2 separate regions of the Mus musculus genome follow, and region 1 is linked to region 2. Evidence: chromatin loops called from intact Hi-C (ENCODE). Cell type or tissue: gastrocnemius. All regions are shown on one strand. Each heading gives the region's core, and the rest is flanking DNA. Links, peaks and the distances in the headings are about the cores only. Region 1 has its middle 150 kb from the start of Gm17315. Region 2 holds the start of Cdc42ep3 (CDC42 effector protein (Rho GTPase binding) 3).

Evidence for each region. Peaks named below come from ENCODE experiments on the same cell type or tissue, not always from the same donor. Only the 100,000 strongest peaks of a DNase experiment are listed, where the experiment ranks them.
Region 1: a loop joins it to region 2, with 1.8 times the contacts of the local background. A loop is called at or near these places in 2 of 42 quality-filtered maps.

The regions. Positions count from the first base shown.
Region 1 is chr17:79,202,702-79,211,032 of GRCm38, reverse strand. No RefSeq gene overlaps it. Among named protein-coding and RNA genes, the nearest start is that of Gm17315, 150 kb to the left of the region's middle. In gastrocnemius, for the core only: a CTCF peak has its summit at 4,294 (motif pointing left); no DNase peak of the experiment used is centred there.
Region 2 is chr17:79,351,216-79,359,546 of GRCm38, reverse strand. Cdc42ep3 (CDC42 effector protein (Rho GTPase binding) 3) reads left to right here and starts at 4,456. Exons shown (of 2, transcript NM_026514.3): 1 at 4,456-4,730. It overlaps Gm17315 (predicted gene, 17315), which reads right to left and starts at 4,848. Exons shown (of 2, transcript NR_165822.1): 1 at 4,543-4,848; 2 at 1,527-3,722. In gastrocnemius, for the core only: a CTCF peak has its summit at 4,685 (motif pointing left); DNase peaks (open chromatin) are centred at 3,796, 4,444, 4,970, 5,910 and 1 more place; H3K4me3 peaks cover 5,079 bases; H3K27ac peaks cover 6,242 bases.

The sequences.
Region 1 (8,331 bases), core at 123-8,122, 150 kb after region 2:
CACTAACTTGAGACTTATTCCACTCTTCATTTAGTGTCTTCTTAAACATGTGTCCTTATTTATTGTATTTTGACTTTTTAAACATAAGGTAAGCACTTAAAAGCTCTAAGTTTTCCTTAGGAGCATCACTTTTAAATCTTCTCTACAAATTCTGACAGCGTGTACTCTTTTCTTTTAGCTTAAGATATTATGTGGTTTGCTTTGGGACTTACTCATTATAGAAATTATGTAGAAATATTAAATTTCTAAACTGTTGGGGGTTTCCCAAATACTTTATAATTGTTGATGTACAAATAGATGCCACTGTGGCAGACTATGATTTGCCTAATATCAATCTTTATCCATTTCTGACATATGAGAAATAACAGACATGACTTATTTTGTTAGGCATGCCATGTACACTTGAAGAGGATGTTTATTCTTCAGTGCAAGGATATAATGTCCTATAACTTTCAATCATATCAGGTGGTCTTATTGAGACCCTGTACTTTTACTTATTATTTTCCCATGGTTTTTCTATGAGTTGATGAGAGAATGGTTTAAAATCTAACACTACAACTTTCATTTTCAAACCAACAGTGTCTCAGGCCAATCATGACTTCATATATTAAAATTTCAAGATGCATTTTACAACATTTTGTTTTCCAGAATGGTTATAAATCTGTCATTCTTGCATAGATGTTCAACTTGAATCTTATCAGGCCTTCCTGCCAGAGTTTCTAGGCTGATGAATTAGTTATTTTGTATTTTATTTTGTATTCTTATATTGTTGGTTGTCAACAGCTTAAGGGAGGAAGCATTTCCTTTTAGCTCATGGTTTTAGTACACCAGAGTAAGGAAGGTCCTAGTGTCATGGGTCAGGGTGTGATGGTGGGAGTGTGGACAGAGGCCGTTGCTATCACTGTAAGCAAAGAAGCAGAAAAAGCAGGAGAGGAACCAGAGACTCAACACACCCTTCAAACACCCACCTCTTGCAATCGACTTTGGCTAAGCCAGTTCAATCCCACCTTCTGAAGTAAGGTTTCATAGGTTCTTCCAAATAGTGTCATCGGTTGGGGAACACGCCTTCAAAACACGAACCTATGGAAGATTATTCAGATTCCAGCCATAACACATGATGAGGAACCAGCTAAACAAGATCATAAGAGAATAACCAGGCTCACAGAAATAAATAACACTCTGCAAGAGAACCACCCTATTATCATGAAAACCTTGGTCAAAGAAGCTTCCTCTTACAATAGGGAGTTTTAAGCAGTGACTCGACTGGTCAAAGTGCTGAAAGTAAGTGACTGTGGACGCTAGTTATAGGTGGGATGTCTATACCAACCTCCTCCACCCCAAGGTTCAAGGATGATTGTGGATGAGGATGGAAAGAATGTAAAAGCTACAGAATAGGAAGGAGTACTGTGAAAATCTCTCTTATGGATATGATGTGTCATTTACAGAAAAACTCACATAAAATATATGGTTACCTGCTCAATGCCTGCAACAATATCAAGCTAGTTAAAATTCCAGGAGAGATGAAAGAGACAGGAGCACCCACCTGAGGCCCAAGCCCAGCGGAGGAAATATTGACAGCTCCTGACTGCTAGTGGAGGAAGAGACATTTCTCTTTAGGGTGTGGTTATTGGTTGGTTGCTTATGCCCCAATAGTTAGCTCTCATCTGTGTGTCATGGGTGGTGCTAACTGAACTCAGTTGGCTGTGTTTTCTAAAGAAAGAGAAAAAAAATGAAAGAAGAAAAAAAAGAAAAGAAAGCATGGAAGAAGAAAAAGAGGAGGAGGGAAGAAGAAAGGAAAGACAGACAGAAAAGAGAGAGAGAAAGGAAGAGAGAAAGAAAGAAAGAAAGAAAGAAAGAAAGAAAGAAAGAAAGAAAGAAAGAAAGAAAGAAAGAAAGAAAGAAAGAAAGGAGGGAGGGAGGGAGGGAGGGAGGGAGGGAGGGAGGGAAGGAAGAAAGAAAGAAAGAAAGAAAGAAAGAAAGAAAGAAAGAAAGAAAGAAAGAAAGAAAGAAAGAAAGAAAGGAAGGAAGGAAGAAAGGGAGGGAGGGAGGGAGGAAGGGAGAAAGAGAGAAAGAGAGAAAGAAAGAAAGAAAGAAAGAAAGAAAGAAAGAAAGAAAGAAAGAAAGAAAGAAAGAAAGGAAGGAAGAAAGAAGGGAGGGAGGGAGGAAGGAAGGAAAGAAAGAAAGAAAGAAAGAAAGAAAGAAAGAAAGAAAGAAAGAAAGAAAGAAAGAAAGAAAGAAAGAAAGAAAGGGAGGAAGGGAGAAAGAGAGAGAGAGAAAGAAAGAAAGAGAGAGAGAGAGAAAGAAAGAAAGAAAGAGAGAGAGAGGAAGGGAGAAAGAGAGAAAGAGAAAGAGAGGAAGAGAGAAAGAAAGAAAGAAAGAAAGAAAGAAAGAAAGAGAGAAAGAGAGAGAGAAAGGAAGGGAGAAAGAGAGAAAGAAAGAAAAAGAAGGGGAAGGATGGGAAAGAAGAGAGAGAGAAAGAGAGGAGGGATATGAAGTTGGGAAAGAGAAATGTTGGGATGACCTAAGAGGACTTTAGAGGGTAAGAATAGAATATGATGAAGATACATTATAGACACGTGTGAAATTTTCTAATAATAAGCAGAAATTTCAATGATGTACAAAGACGATTAGGAGTACTGTGCCCTTTCAAGACTCTCCCGGGAACATATCAGTACAAATGCAATGCCTTCTTTTTTTTTTAAATATCAGACCATTTTTGTGTATACAACTAAATCCTAAGAGATACAGAGGTGCCAATGGTCCACTTCCATTTGTCAAGACCTCACCATTATAGATGAAATGCAACTGGATTATGTAGCCCTGGGCATACCGAGTAGAAACGGCTCACTAAGGGCAAGAAGATTAACCAAGTTCCAAAAAGATTCCTGCCCTGTCCTTTCCCCACTAAAGTTGCTCAGTACAGATCTACAACATCACAGTGTGCTAGACGTCTGTGTGGCAGTTATGAAGGTAACGAGGAAGACTTCTCATTGTGCTCATTCATGCCAAAATTCTGTCTTCACCAGCCACGATGAAAGTAAACAAAGGTATAGATAGGAGCTGCTCCTACTTTGGGTCTGTCCGTCTGCGCAGCACTGAGCTCTCTGCATCCCCACGTCAGGAATAAAGGATTGGATCCCTATCTGCTGGGAAAATGATAGCTCTCTGCTAATTGATCTGACTAAAAAACACCATCTCGAACAAATCTCAGTCCTTGTAGGGAGACATTTACTCAATGACTAGGCAACCTGGATAAAACTTTTGCCCATCACTCCAATTGCATGAAACTCTGAAGGACCTCAGAATTTCCTACAGGATGGCTGAGCTTTGTGTCATGGACTCCTTGATCTATTTCCTCCATATGGTTGACCTCAAGAACTTTCCATAGTGCCTTTCCAGTGAGCTTCTCTCTGTGTTAGAGCCTGCTTCCTAGGGACTCTGGCTTGTTCCAAAGCTACATAGCAGATGATATTTGCCATTTCAAGATGCTTACTTGTATATATTGATGAAAATCAAATTTATTTATAACTATAAAAGGGGAAACCAAGGCACAAATCCTGTTTACTTGATTTATAATAACCCACAGTGCCAACATTGCACAAAGGCAGTGTGCCAAGGCATGTAAACATGCTGCCAAGTTTTCATCTACGTACAAAATTTATTTTTGCTACAACAGAGTAAAACACACCACTCTGGCCATATGTACCAGATGGAGTGCTGAAATTCATGGGTTTGTGGGGTCCTGTACAACACAAAAAAATGACAAATTTAAAACAAGTGGTAAAAAGTACAGTATTCAATAAGAGATAGTATGCTTAGTGGAATCCAGGTCTCCTCTCTCCATTAACGTAGGACAGTAAATGGGCGGGAACATAAACCTCCTTCCCAGATGGTGACACTGCCAACAACTGCATATAGCTTAAGGGACACTGTGGCTCATGGGTTTATAATAGAAACAGGGACATTCAGTGTATTTGGTGATGTGCAGTCAAAATCTCTATTTTGCAGAAATCATTACTGAGTACAAAGAAGTCGAGAGGCTCTGAGCTGGATGTTAAAACTCAGGAAATTGGGGGCCCCTGTGAATTCTATCTGTGCTGAATTGCATGAAAGAATCAGTGAACCTTTTAATGTCTGAAACTGAGGTCTGGAGAGAAAGATCCATGGCTAAGAGCACTCGCTGCTGTTGCTAAGGACCCAGGTTTGGTTCCCAGCATTCATAATGTTGGCTCACAACCATCTTGGAACTTGAGTCTCAGAAGATCTGATGCCATCTTCTGGTCTACACAGGTACTGCATGCATGTGTCCTACAGATAAACAGATATGCAGGCATAAATAAAAATAAATGCAATATTTAAATAATTTTTTAAAATCCCAAATCTAGAAGCCTTATGCTGTTTTCTAATAAAATTAAGGATATATACATATATCATATGCCAAACACATTATTGATAATCAAACCAAAGAGAATGCTTACTTAAAGTAAGCAATTTCATGTCCTTGGGGTAAGTTCAACCCCACAGAGTGAATAAAAGCATGGTATTTTTCATCAACAGTGTCTACATGGCCTTTCTGATTTCTCTCTTCAGGGCTGTAGCACATTCTCCAGAATGTTCCTCCAGCAGAGCCGGTCAGCTGTGCAGCACAAAGCTTTCTTTGTGTTCTGAGAACAAGTTATTGATCAGCTCAAATTAATCATTGGGTCAGACAGGTTTCCAAACCTCCACAGCTGGGGCTCCACAGTCAGATGTGAACTGCTGACTTTTATAACCGCTGGGCCAATCGGCAACAGAAAATCTGCTCTCCGGCATCAAGATAGATTGTGGTAATAACCCTCAATCTATCACATAACCAACCACACAACCATTTATTCCACTCTAGACTGTGAAAAGCCACAAAGCCAGCTCACAGAGCCTTCTTTTAAAAGGAATATTTAAAACAAAAGGAACAATTTTAACTATGAATCCAGAAGTGAGGTATATTGTGAGCCTCTGGGGTTTCTTATCAGCAATGCCTCGGGGTTATTCTCCTAAAAGGTTTGTGATTTTCATTAATGTAGCTGGCAACTCTGGCTTCCCCTAGAGGGGAATGTAACTCGGCAGCCAGGAAGAACTTGAAATTCTCTGGGTTCTGTCACTGGCTATTATAGTCACTGCCTCTTCTAAATTTCGGATAGTGAATCATAATAAAAGAGTGACCTGGTTGTGAGGCTTCCTCAAGTTCAGCCAGGGGTGCCATCAGCAACACATCAGATTATAAAGATTAACTAAGGTCGTGTTTCAGAGCTCTGTCCACGTCCAGCATCGCAAAAGCCTGAGCAAGGTCTTGCCGGGAGAATAGAACACAGATGTCTGCCTGCACTGCCGACCTTCCTCTCCTAACGCTCACAGTACAGTTTACGGATTCGTCACGTGTGCAGATGTCCGTGTGTGGCTCCAATGGATTCATTTCAATATATCCAATATGTTGCTGAATCTCTGAGAGAATTTATAGTTTTGTCCAATGAGCTGACAGCACTAATGTGGTTCAAAGTCTGTGTTTCACATGCACAATTTTAACCATTGCAGCCTTGCCTGGGACATTGCAGGACAGCCCTTGGACAAAGCTATCTAATGGAAAAAAATGACAAGACATCCCTTTAAACCCTTAATCCAGCCCCTTGCCCTTCCTGTCCGACAAGTCCTGGAAATTCTGCGAACCCGGTTTAGTCCAGATTCGCCATTTTCAAACTCTATGTGCTGTGGTTGCTTCATATGGTTCTCCTCAGCTTTCCCCAGGTTCTCATAGCAATGCTCTTCCAGACTTCTTTTATGCCATTTTCCAAAAAAAAACCTGAGGGTGAGCACACTCAGACTACAAGCTAAAACAGAAAAGAAACATTTTAATGGAAAATACAAAGAACTTCTCATTCATGATATTACCTAAATGAAAGAACACCCCAGTCTACAGCCTTCTCTTCACATCCATAAGCTCAGAATTCAGTCAGTATTTCGGAAGTAAACTCATGTTAACTAATTATTCAAGAGTCACCAAGAGCCCAAACTGCTAGCATATTAATTTTCAGTGAAGCAAATCTGCTAGACAAGCCTTAATCCTCCGTTGGACTGAGTTGAGTATCCCTCCCCTCCCCCAAGAAGTTATGTGAATCATCTTTTTCAAAAAAGATTCTTTGTGGCTCAAGGAAAGTCTGTTGCTTGGCTATCTGAGGCCTGGAGTAGACAATGTTCTGGCTGTAACAACCAGGCTCACCCATCTCTCTGCAGGTGTGTGTCGAAGATGCAGCAAGCCACGTATCCACAAAACAACACTTTGCAGACATCTGTGGTCTACATTATAGACTGATGGTCATTGTTTTCTTTGTTCCTTAGTCTTCCTTTGGTTCAGGTGATTGTACTCAGGACCTTGCACATGCTAAATTCTTGGGCATACACTCTGCCTCCTGAGCTACACTGACAGCAACATATCCAGGTCCACTTCGCCAGCCCTTTATGTTCACATAAAGCAGTGAGTTTCCCATGTTCTACTCATGAGATTGTGCCTCCTTTGGAATTCTGGGAGTTCCTTGACTCTCCCATAATCCACTAATGGGCCCAACTGGTTCTTTTCTTTTTTTCTTTTTTCTTTTTTCTTTTTTTTTTTGTTGTTGTTTTTTGTTTGTTTGTTTGGTTGGTTGGTTTTTTTTTTTGGTTTTTTGTTTTGTTTTGTTTTTTTTGGTTTTTTTCTTTTCTTTTTTTTGAGACAGGGTTTCTCTGTATAGCCCTGGCTGTCCTGGAACTCACTCTGTAGACCAGGCTGGTCTCGAATTCAGATATCCGCCTGCCTCTGCCTCCCCAGTGCTGGGATTAAAGGCACCAACTGGTTCTTGTTTCACACTCCCACTAAATAAACAGAATCCATTTATGTTGACACAGAGTATAGCCTTATCTCTCATTTCTTTGATATTTCTTGTCATCTCTCCAAACATGGCTCCTAACTGTTCCATCTCTATGGCTTCCCACATGTTCCAGTCTCCAAGGCTATTGCTTCATTTGTTTTTCTCCATTCTTATTGTAGCAGTAGGACCTTGAGCTGAAAGCCATGGAAACTGGCTCTGGTTAACTTCAGAAGGAAAGGGATTTGTTACCAGTAAATATGAGGTAGCTGCTTATATAGAAAAGGCAGACAGTTGGAAGGACAGAAAATCCTTTTAGCTGGAATAGCTGAAGGTTCCTTCAAGAAGACACCTGGGGTGGGGACTAGAGAGATGGCTCAGGAGTTAAGATCACATGCAGAGGACCTGGGCTCAGTTCCCAAGCACCCAGATGGCACCTTACAACCATCTAGATGTAACTCTGGTTTCAGGAGATCTGGTGCCCTCTTCTGGCCTTCACACACACTGCACACAAGTGGTACACACACACACACACACACACACACACACACACACTCATAGGTAAATACTCACACACATAAAATAAAAGTAAAGATATAATTTTTAAAAATAGAGCACAAGAATTGATTAACTCTTAGAATTTATGTTTTCACTTGAGCTTTGGAACTCCTTCATTTAATTTTTCAGCCAAAGGACAGCAGGATGCCTCTGTTAGCAGAGGTGTCTGTCAGCCAATGAGAGAGGGTTTCTCAAAAGTCAAGGTCTTAGAACCATAGGTGCAAGAGAAGTGGGGCCTTAGTATTGAAAGTACATAAACTGTAGAACCAAAGAATAGAGCTGAACCTGAAGACTCCACAAATGACCAAGTGGCCATCACCCATTTTCTTCTTTCTCTCCTCCCTAGCCACGCCTTCACAGGACTGAAAACCACTCCTTACTGTCTCAGATCAAGCTTCAGTCCTCTGATCTCTCTTGTGGTCGTTTAAATGGTAGTGATCCCCATAGTCTCATGGATCTGAATGTTTACTCCCTAGTTGGTGGAACTGTTTTGGAAGGATTAGGGGTGTGGCCTCGTTGGAGGAGGTGTGTCACTGAGGAGTCAGCTTAGAGGCTTTCCAAGCCGACATCATTCTCAGTTAGGTTTCTCTGCCTCTTGCTCATTGCCTCATGCTAGTTTCAGCTACTCCTTCAGTGCCATGCCTACCTACAGCCACATTGGCCATGCAGTCACCCTCTGAACCATAAGCCCTTAATTAAACGCTTTCTTTTATAAAAGTTGTCTTGGTTGTATTATTTTATCATGAAAAGTAGCTAATTTCTCACCTTACATGGATAGCTTTATAACATTCTTGAGCAGCAGTTCCTAATGTGTGGGCTGCAACCCCTGGGGGGGGGGTGTCCCATATCAGATAGCCTGGATAGCAAATATTTACATTGTGGTTCATAATAGGAGCAAAAT
Region 2 (8,331 bases), core at 51-8,050:
GCCCGGTACCAAGTACTGGGATTTATTCGCTTTTTAAAAAACTGCTTAAATTCCCGATATGTGCCGAGCACTGATCGAGGGGTCAGGGCGTAGCAGTGAAACACACAATGTTTCTGTCCTTCTGCAGTTTATGTTCCGATGTCGGGCCACAGGGGACATGAAACAGACATATGATCAATGTGTCAGGTGTTAAGTCCTATGGAGAAGGATGAGAGGGTAAACGGATGAAAAGGAACCAGACTTCATCTCTGGGGAGCTAGCAGAAGCCTGGAGACAACTAGGAAGCAGACATAGGGATACCTGGAGAGAAAACCTACCCAGAGAGACCTGGTAGCAATGATTCAATCAACTATCCTCTCAAAGCTGGGGAAGGGAGTCTCCTGTAGAATGACTCAATGCCCAAAAAAGCCTTTTAAGTTGCCTCAAAGTGAAGAGTGGAAACTGAAAGGTTGGTTTTGCTTGTTTTTAAGTTGTCAGCTTGCAAATTACAGGCCTTAGCACCTTACTACCCAGTACAGACAACGCAACCTGAAATGAGGATGGCGTGAGCTACACGTAAAAGGATGATTAAGAGTAGCGAAGGCTATATAAATCTTAGGCAATGCTCTTCATCAGTCACCAATTTCCACTAACCATCAGATCGATTACACCTATGTCTATAGCTGAAGGTCTTATCCATGATTGAATTAGTGCTGGGCCATGGTTAGTAATCTCACACAAATTGTCTTCAAAGTTCCAGGCTGACCTTCTGCCCTGCTTAAACCCGTAAACCAGGCCTGCCGTTTGCATGCTACCATAGTTTCCAATATACCATTTCCTGCTCGGTCGGATTAGGTGAAGCTCAGGCTCTTAACCAAAAGGTGACTTGAGTTTCTTTATTTACAAGGAAATTGCTAGTTAGAAAATTTCTAAGCTATTTGGCAACTAGTGAAGGCAATTCATTCCCACTGGTGACTGTATAGAGTTCCTCTCAGGTGTAGCTAAAGTTTGTGAGCGAGGGGAACACCTAAGCTGCAGCTAGAGCCGCACTTGAAACATTGTAATCAAGCTGGGAGCGTAGCTCAGTGATAGGCTGTGTGCCTAGTATGTGCCCTGGGCTTCATCCCCAGCACCTTCAAACAAAAAGTCTCAACCTTGCAGTTTCTTACTGGCACCGCCCCCCTCAGATCTAACTTGGGGGGGGGGGATAATGGGGAACATATATGCTTCAGTTCAACCCGAATGTGGCATTTTAGGAGGAAAACCCCAGCTGAGCACACACGAGTACATTTCAGCTTTGCCAGAAGAAAAATAGTTATGCATTATACATGGACTACAAAGACGCTTTTTTGTAAGCTTTCCTTTCAAATGTTTGAGTTTTAGAACTTAAAACGTTCCATGTGTTTTGTGTTTCTCCTTCAGTTAGACTAAAGTAAAGGGACTGAAATTTTGGTTTCAGCAGTTGTGCGGTCTATCCCAGGAATGTTTAATATAATATTATCCTGTGCTATAGAGTTTGTAAATAAGGCTCTTAGACTCATGGCTGATTGCTATTAAGGACTTTTTATTCAACAGATATTATTGTTATTATTACGTGCCAGGCCCTGTTTTAGGTACAGAAGCTACAAAGTACTTCATGCCCATCCATCCATGCATCGCAGAAAACAGGCCATAACCAACACTATAAATACATATGATGTCATGTCAGGTCATGAAGAAACTATTCTTCCTGCTTTATTCAGGGAAAGGGAATTTGGGTGGGACTGCTATTTTAGGGGAGGGAAAGTCTCACCCTTGAAGTCTTATTTGAAAAAAAAAAGATCTTAATGAAGGGAGAAAGGAGGCTTTGAAGCTTTGGGGGAAGAAGTGTCCTGGACAGATAGAGGGCAGGGCTCAGCAGGCATAAACTGAAGGGCAGCTTGGAGTCTCATATGGTGGGATGAAGACAAGTGAGAGCAAGTATTGGCAAGGCAGCCATGAACAGAAGCCACGTGACAGTTCTCCCTACTCCATCCTAGGGGAAACCAACACTAGTCTAGCTTCAGTGGGAAGTCAAAGAGATGATAGGGACTCATCCGTAGGCCCTGCGTGCTATAGCTATTAGTCCTAGACTTCCAAGATTCCCACTGATTTTTTCCCAAGGCTAACCCTCTCTGAAATACAGTCTCAGAAGTCTCAGTCGTCACGAAGCGAAGTTTTCCTTTCTGCTTAGCAGGAGAGCCTCCTGAAGTTAACAAAATCTAAACCCACGGAACCAAAAGGCTGCCATGACTAAATCAGGAAATGAACTCATTTGGAAAGAAAATTCGCAACATGAGGGCTTTTTTCCTCACTGAAGGTGTTCAGCACAAATAAAATAACACAGCCTCAGGGAAGCCAGGATGGATCAAGTCAGCACTACCAGAAACCCTTGAAGAGGTAGGTTACACATGCACTGTCTAGGGCTCAATGGTAAAGACTTGTTTAAAACCTCATATAGAAAGAAACCACCTCTACGTGAAACAGAAACAGCTCATAAGAATGAAAACAGAGTTTTGGCATAAAAGTTTTAACTTATAGCCACCTGCCACCCTATGTTTGCACAAACTGTAAAAGAAATTATTTACTTAGACACGTGGAAATGGACTGCATTTAATGGCAGCTAACAATAGAACGAATTTTAAAAATCACACACATGACATATGTGTAAGGAATGCTTTTATGCGTAAAAAAGGAATTTTCATACAGCATTTCATAAATGTATATACATGCATATTTGTACTTTTAAAAATACCATATGTAATGAAAGCTGTGCATAAATATTTATAAAAATACCTTTATCTAACTAGGCCAGTAACATTTAATATTTTTCAATAAATTCATATATAAAATATATACATTAGTGCCAAATGGAACATATATTTTGAAATATGAACCCCAAGTAAAACTCTGAGGAATTCGGAGTGGAACCCAGGTATCTGCCAAAGGCAACTTCGGAGCAGTCGGTCATTCGGAGAAGGGAAACAGTGCCGGGTCCCTTATCTTCACCGACTGTTTTGCTTGTCAAAATTCTGGTATCACTTCTGCGGTTTTGTATTTGACTTCCGACCTCATGGCCGTTTAACCTGCCAACTATTATTTTCTTTGAGGCTTTTAACACTCCACCCAAGTATTTTGCTTTCCCCAACAGTTGTGTCCGCTTCCTTTTTAAATTCATCTTAACGTCGACCGTGGTTTAGGACCTGGGCTTAAAGTGCACCCGGTCTAAGGTTTCAGAGCGATTCAGATTGGGGGCACCCTTGTGATGACCCCGATAGCGCCCAGGGAAGCCAAGGTCTCCAGGAGGGGCTCTGCTTTGTGCCAGGATTTCCAGGCAACCTGAGAGTCCCAGGGTTGGGGCCAGACCTGGAGCGTGCGACTACTCGGGGTTCTAGCTCCTTTTCCAGGTCAACCAAGCCGGCGGGGGACATCAACGCCGGAAAACACCACCTTTTCCTGTCTCCAACCTGGCGGACTAAGGGAGAAGGAAGAGAGGGCGACCAATTAAGACAATTAACATTAATTCTCTGGGTTCCTACAGAGGTCCAGGGACAGAGGGGCGGGTCGTCCTGAGGCCCTGGCTGGGTGACCGACAGGTGCAGGTGTCGCCACGGGCGGAATTTTACGGTCCGGAGCAGCAGCAGCTGCGCCACTTGCGCCGCCTCGCAGAGCGTCCCGGAGAGCCGCCACCCGCTTCCGCAGCTTTAGGTCAATCTCTGACAGACCTGGAGGGGGAGGAGACGTCACCCTCCCGACAGGAAAAACCTGCTGCGTCTGCGTTTCTCTGCGTCCCGCAGGCTCTCAGCCTCCACCCCGCGTCTCCCGCGCGTCAGATCCGCGCTCCAGGTTTTGGCGACAGCTTGCAAGGGGAGCCGGCTGCACGTTGACAGCACGCGACCCTCCTTTTCCCTCCCGAGAGCTACAGCTGCCAGGGGGTCCCCAGGGAGCTGCGGCCGCGCTGCGGCGACCCGGTCAGGTGGCCCTTCTTCCCCGCGCAGGTCCCCTTCCTCCGCTGCGAAGCCCCGCACTGCTAGGTGGGTTAGGTAGGACAGGGAAAGGCGGGGACACGAGGGTGAGCACGAGGGTCCCGGGTGCGGGCGGAGTCCCATTGTTCTCCCGCACCGTACGGACAGCAACGCTCTGGGGTCCCCTCTTTAAAGGGAGCACCCCGCCACTTTTCTTTGTGCCTGAGGGAGCCCCAGCCGGCATTGCCTCTGAGAGAAGCCACCACTGGGAAGGGGTGGAACTGGGAGGTGACAGTGGGTAGCCTTTGTCCTCCAAGAGTCCGCAGCCTCGCCTCCAGTCCTGCGGGTCTGGGGGTGGTGGGGAGGTGGGGGACAGGTACAACGGAGGGACGGTCCAGGTCGGCCCGCACCCTTCTCCCCGCCCTGCCCTGGCCTCACAGCCCCGCCCCGCCCCGCGCCGGCCCCGCCCTGCGTCCTGCGCCCCGCCCTCGGCAGGTTGAGGCCCGGCGTCCGGCAGCCGCGCGCACAGTGTCGCGGGCGCTTCCAACTGCCGCTGGGAGCACAGCAGCGGGACGCTCACCGACAACCCAGTTCCGCAGCGGCTGCCTCCCGGGAGACGCCGCGCGCAGTCCCGGAGCAGATTCTGCGGTGAACCGTTGCCGCCCCTCTGGTTCTGCGCGCACCAGCGAGGACTGTTGCGCCCTCGGGAGGCGACCCGGGCCGACGCCCGGCCCTCCGGGCAGAAGCTAGGAGCCTTAGAGACTGCTGGTGAGTGTGTGACCCAGGCTGTCTCTCCACCTGTAAGACTGTCCGACCCTCAACCTAAGCCCCCTTCCAGCTAGTGCAGATGGTGGCCTTGGAAGACTTAGAGGGTGCGAGGATAATCTACCGCACCGCCTGGTTGAGCTGATGTTTAGAGGATCAAAGGGGACATCATGCTTGACGTCCGGGAGGGGGGATCAGGACGCGGAGCTCTGCCACCTACTTCTTTAGGGTGGGGCTGCAGTCAGCACGGCCCCCTCCAGGCCATTGACAGCCATTCTGGGCGCGTGTTGCGTTTTTCCAGCAGAACAAACCGCACTTGGCTACCGCGGCCCTCTAGTTGTGTGTTTGCACCGATGCGGCGCGGCGCGAGAGTGCACCGCGCAGCTTGGCAGTTTCCGAACTGACAGAGGCAGCACATTGTAGCTGAGGCTCCAACCTGCAGATCTGGCAGTTGGGGGAAAAAAATTTTTTTTTTCTTTCTCGACTGCGGTTTCTGAACAACTGAAGCGTTTACAAGATCTTTACTCCCTCTTCCTCCTCCTTCCCCTCTCCTTCTCCTCCTGCCTCTCCTCCTCCTCTTCCTCCTGCTATTGCTCTTCTTCCTCTTCTTTTCTCTTCCTTCTCACTAAGTATCTTGACACAGCCATGCGAGGACGAATGGATCCGGCCAGTCAGTTTTTTTCTTTATGAATTATTATACTCCACCCCGCTCTCGCCTTTGGGAGGGAAGGCATGTGTTTCATCTTATAAATAGAAAGTAGCATATTTTTTGGCAGGACCTGCTTTATACTGCACCGTCTAGGAGAGGTCAGTTTAAAAATAAATATGCACTTGAATGTTACATTACCGAGCCGGCTGTGGCTGGGACAAGCTGCGAGTACAGCGGCATCAAAGCTGGGCGCACATCTGTGTTGAAAGGAGTTAAAGCCCCAGAGTGCAGCCCCGGCTGACAGTCAAGTAATTACATTTTGTTTAAAAAAAAAAAAGTGAGTGAATTAAAAGGAGGGTGGGAAGAGGAATGTCAGGCAGGGACTGGAGCCTGAATCTTTGCAGCCTTGGTGCGTTTGCGGGGAGTGGGCTGCTGATTGTGTGCAGTGTGTAGTGGGGGCTCTGGGGAGGGAACTGATGGATGTGTTGGGGAGACAAAGATTCCTTCTGCTGCTTCCTCACCCTGGCAGCTTGTAGCCCTCCCAGTATCCTCGAGTTCTGGGAGGGGGTGGAGGAGGGGTGCCGCCTTGAAAATATTAGGAGGGTAGCAGATGTCCCTGCTTTAATAGTAGACCCAGACTTGGGAACTCCCCCTTAACATCACAGGGAGAAATAAGCCTCCCCAGGAAGCAGCCAGGATGCCCCAGGGGCACCCCTAAGTCCATTAAAAGACTCCTGTAATGGTCTGACTTATAAAAGATCTTTCAACTAACAACTGAGCTAGGGAGTACAACTTCTGGACAGTTGTAGATACCTCCACCACTGTGATTTGATGGACAGTTTAGATGTCAGTATACACAAACACCTTTTTCAGAATGAAGGACTCGGCCATAAGGCCGTTATGAAATGTCTAGCGATGTAACGTGTGAGATAAAGGATTAAGATCTATATTCAAGGAATGGTTGACAGTCCATCTGGAAGTGCCTAGGTTTTCCAGGAGGCCTCACCCATGGTTGGAAGACGGGGCTACCAGTCTCGGGGCTCACAGCCCCTGGGCTCTCAGATGATGTTTAGAGGAGAACTTTGGAAGCCTTCTGGGTCTGTGGCAGTTTCTGTTTTCCAGCCGTCTCATCTGCTAGAGATTTGCATTCTGAATTCCATGATTGGAACATGGTGCCGAGGCTGTGGCAGCCCCCTGAAGACATGAAGTAAGATGAGCTCCTTCCCACCCCCCTAATCTGCACCCTGAAAGTCTGCCTCCTATCTTCAGGGCACCTAGAAAGGTGTCGAGAGTAAAGTACCTGGTGTACATTTGCTTTCTTGGTTTTTATTGTGAATTTAAATGGGGTCCAAGATGCATAGAAAGCTGTGACCATGATTGCAGAACGGCTCCCTGGAGCCAGGCGGCCCTATCTGCGCTCCAGTCTTCCCTTTAATGTGGTGTTTTGTTTTATGTCTGACATGTTCACAAAAGCTGCCCTTTTCCACTTATAAACTTCCTGCTATTCAACAGCATTGGGGATAAAATCTCTTTAACCTATATCACCCTAAGGTTTTTAACCAAGCCATAAAACTTTCACAAGTCCTTTGCCCATTTAGACATAGCATTTATCCAATGGGTGGCAATACAGTTCCCAACCTAAAAGCCCTTAGAAAAATTGTGCCAATTTATTACTAGTACTACTACTACTTATTATTATTATTATTATTATTATTATTACCACCATTGTTTCAGTCTGATTTCATAAAGGCTGTCTTTCTAACTAGAATCCCACTGATTTTTTTCATTAAGAACCGAAAAATTGTATTTTTAAATACACTATGCTTCCCAGAGAACAAGTAGCAGATTCAACCAGGCCAATTAAAAAAAATCTCTTAAAAGTGCAGGTCAGAGAATTCTAACGAACATCAAAAGTAATTCTAGCACAAAGCCTGTCCTCAGTGCTAAGCTAAGTACTCTTCTCAGTGCCTTCATTAACCTCTCCATTTCTAAACAATCCTCGGTGCTAAGCTAAGTACTCTTCCAGTGCTTTCGTTAACCTCTCCATTTCTAAACAATCCTCGGTGCTAAGCTAAGTACTCTTCTCAGTGCTTTCGTTAACCTCTCCATTACTAAACAATCCTCAGTGCTAGGCTAAGTACTCTTCTCAGTGCCTTCGTTAACCTCTTCATTACTAAACAATCATTCTATGAAAGGTGTGCTAGTGCCTACATTTTACAGGTGTAATAACAGAAGACAGACCAGTGATGTAGGTTGCCCAAAGTTATACATTAAAGAACATACCTAACTGTGGGTGTGTCCTAGTGCCCAAATCTATATGGGAGTCTGTGCCTTTTTGGATTAAAGGATTGGGAAAGCCTGACATTATTAGCTTGGGGTAAGAGCACCCAGGTGCATTGCCTGGCTCTATCGTGTAGCACGTGTGTGATGCTAGACAAGTGATTTGACTTGTGTGATTGTCTCATTTAATATCCATAGCCAGTCTTTGAGATAGATGGTATGGTACTTCTTTTCCAGACAAGAACTTAGACTCTCGAGTTCTGTACCTTGGTCAGGTTTATACAGCTAAGTAAGTAGCAGGGCACAGTTTGAACTCAGGTATGTCTGACCTAGTTCTGGATACCACACCTCCATTGTCTGGGTGGAGGGTTACGGGAGCTATGAAATATGATTACTCTTATGGCTTTTGGCCTCTGGAAAGGAACCCATCCTGTATTATCTCACCATATCACCACCCAAAGGAAGGTGACAGTAATTGTCAGCCTTAGGGAAGACAGCTTGAATTACTTAATTGTTAAGGGCGGTTGGTTCAGTCTTGTGTATGGTGACCTTGTTCTTCTATAGCAGAGCTAGCGTGAAGCTGCTAGAGTTGGCCTGAGCACTTTATAGCATAAACAAAGAGATTCACTGGGTGCAGATGTGGAACTCTGAAAAGAGAAAGCCATGGCCCGGCTG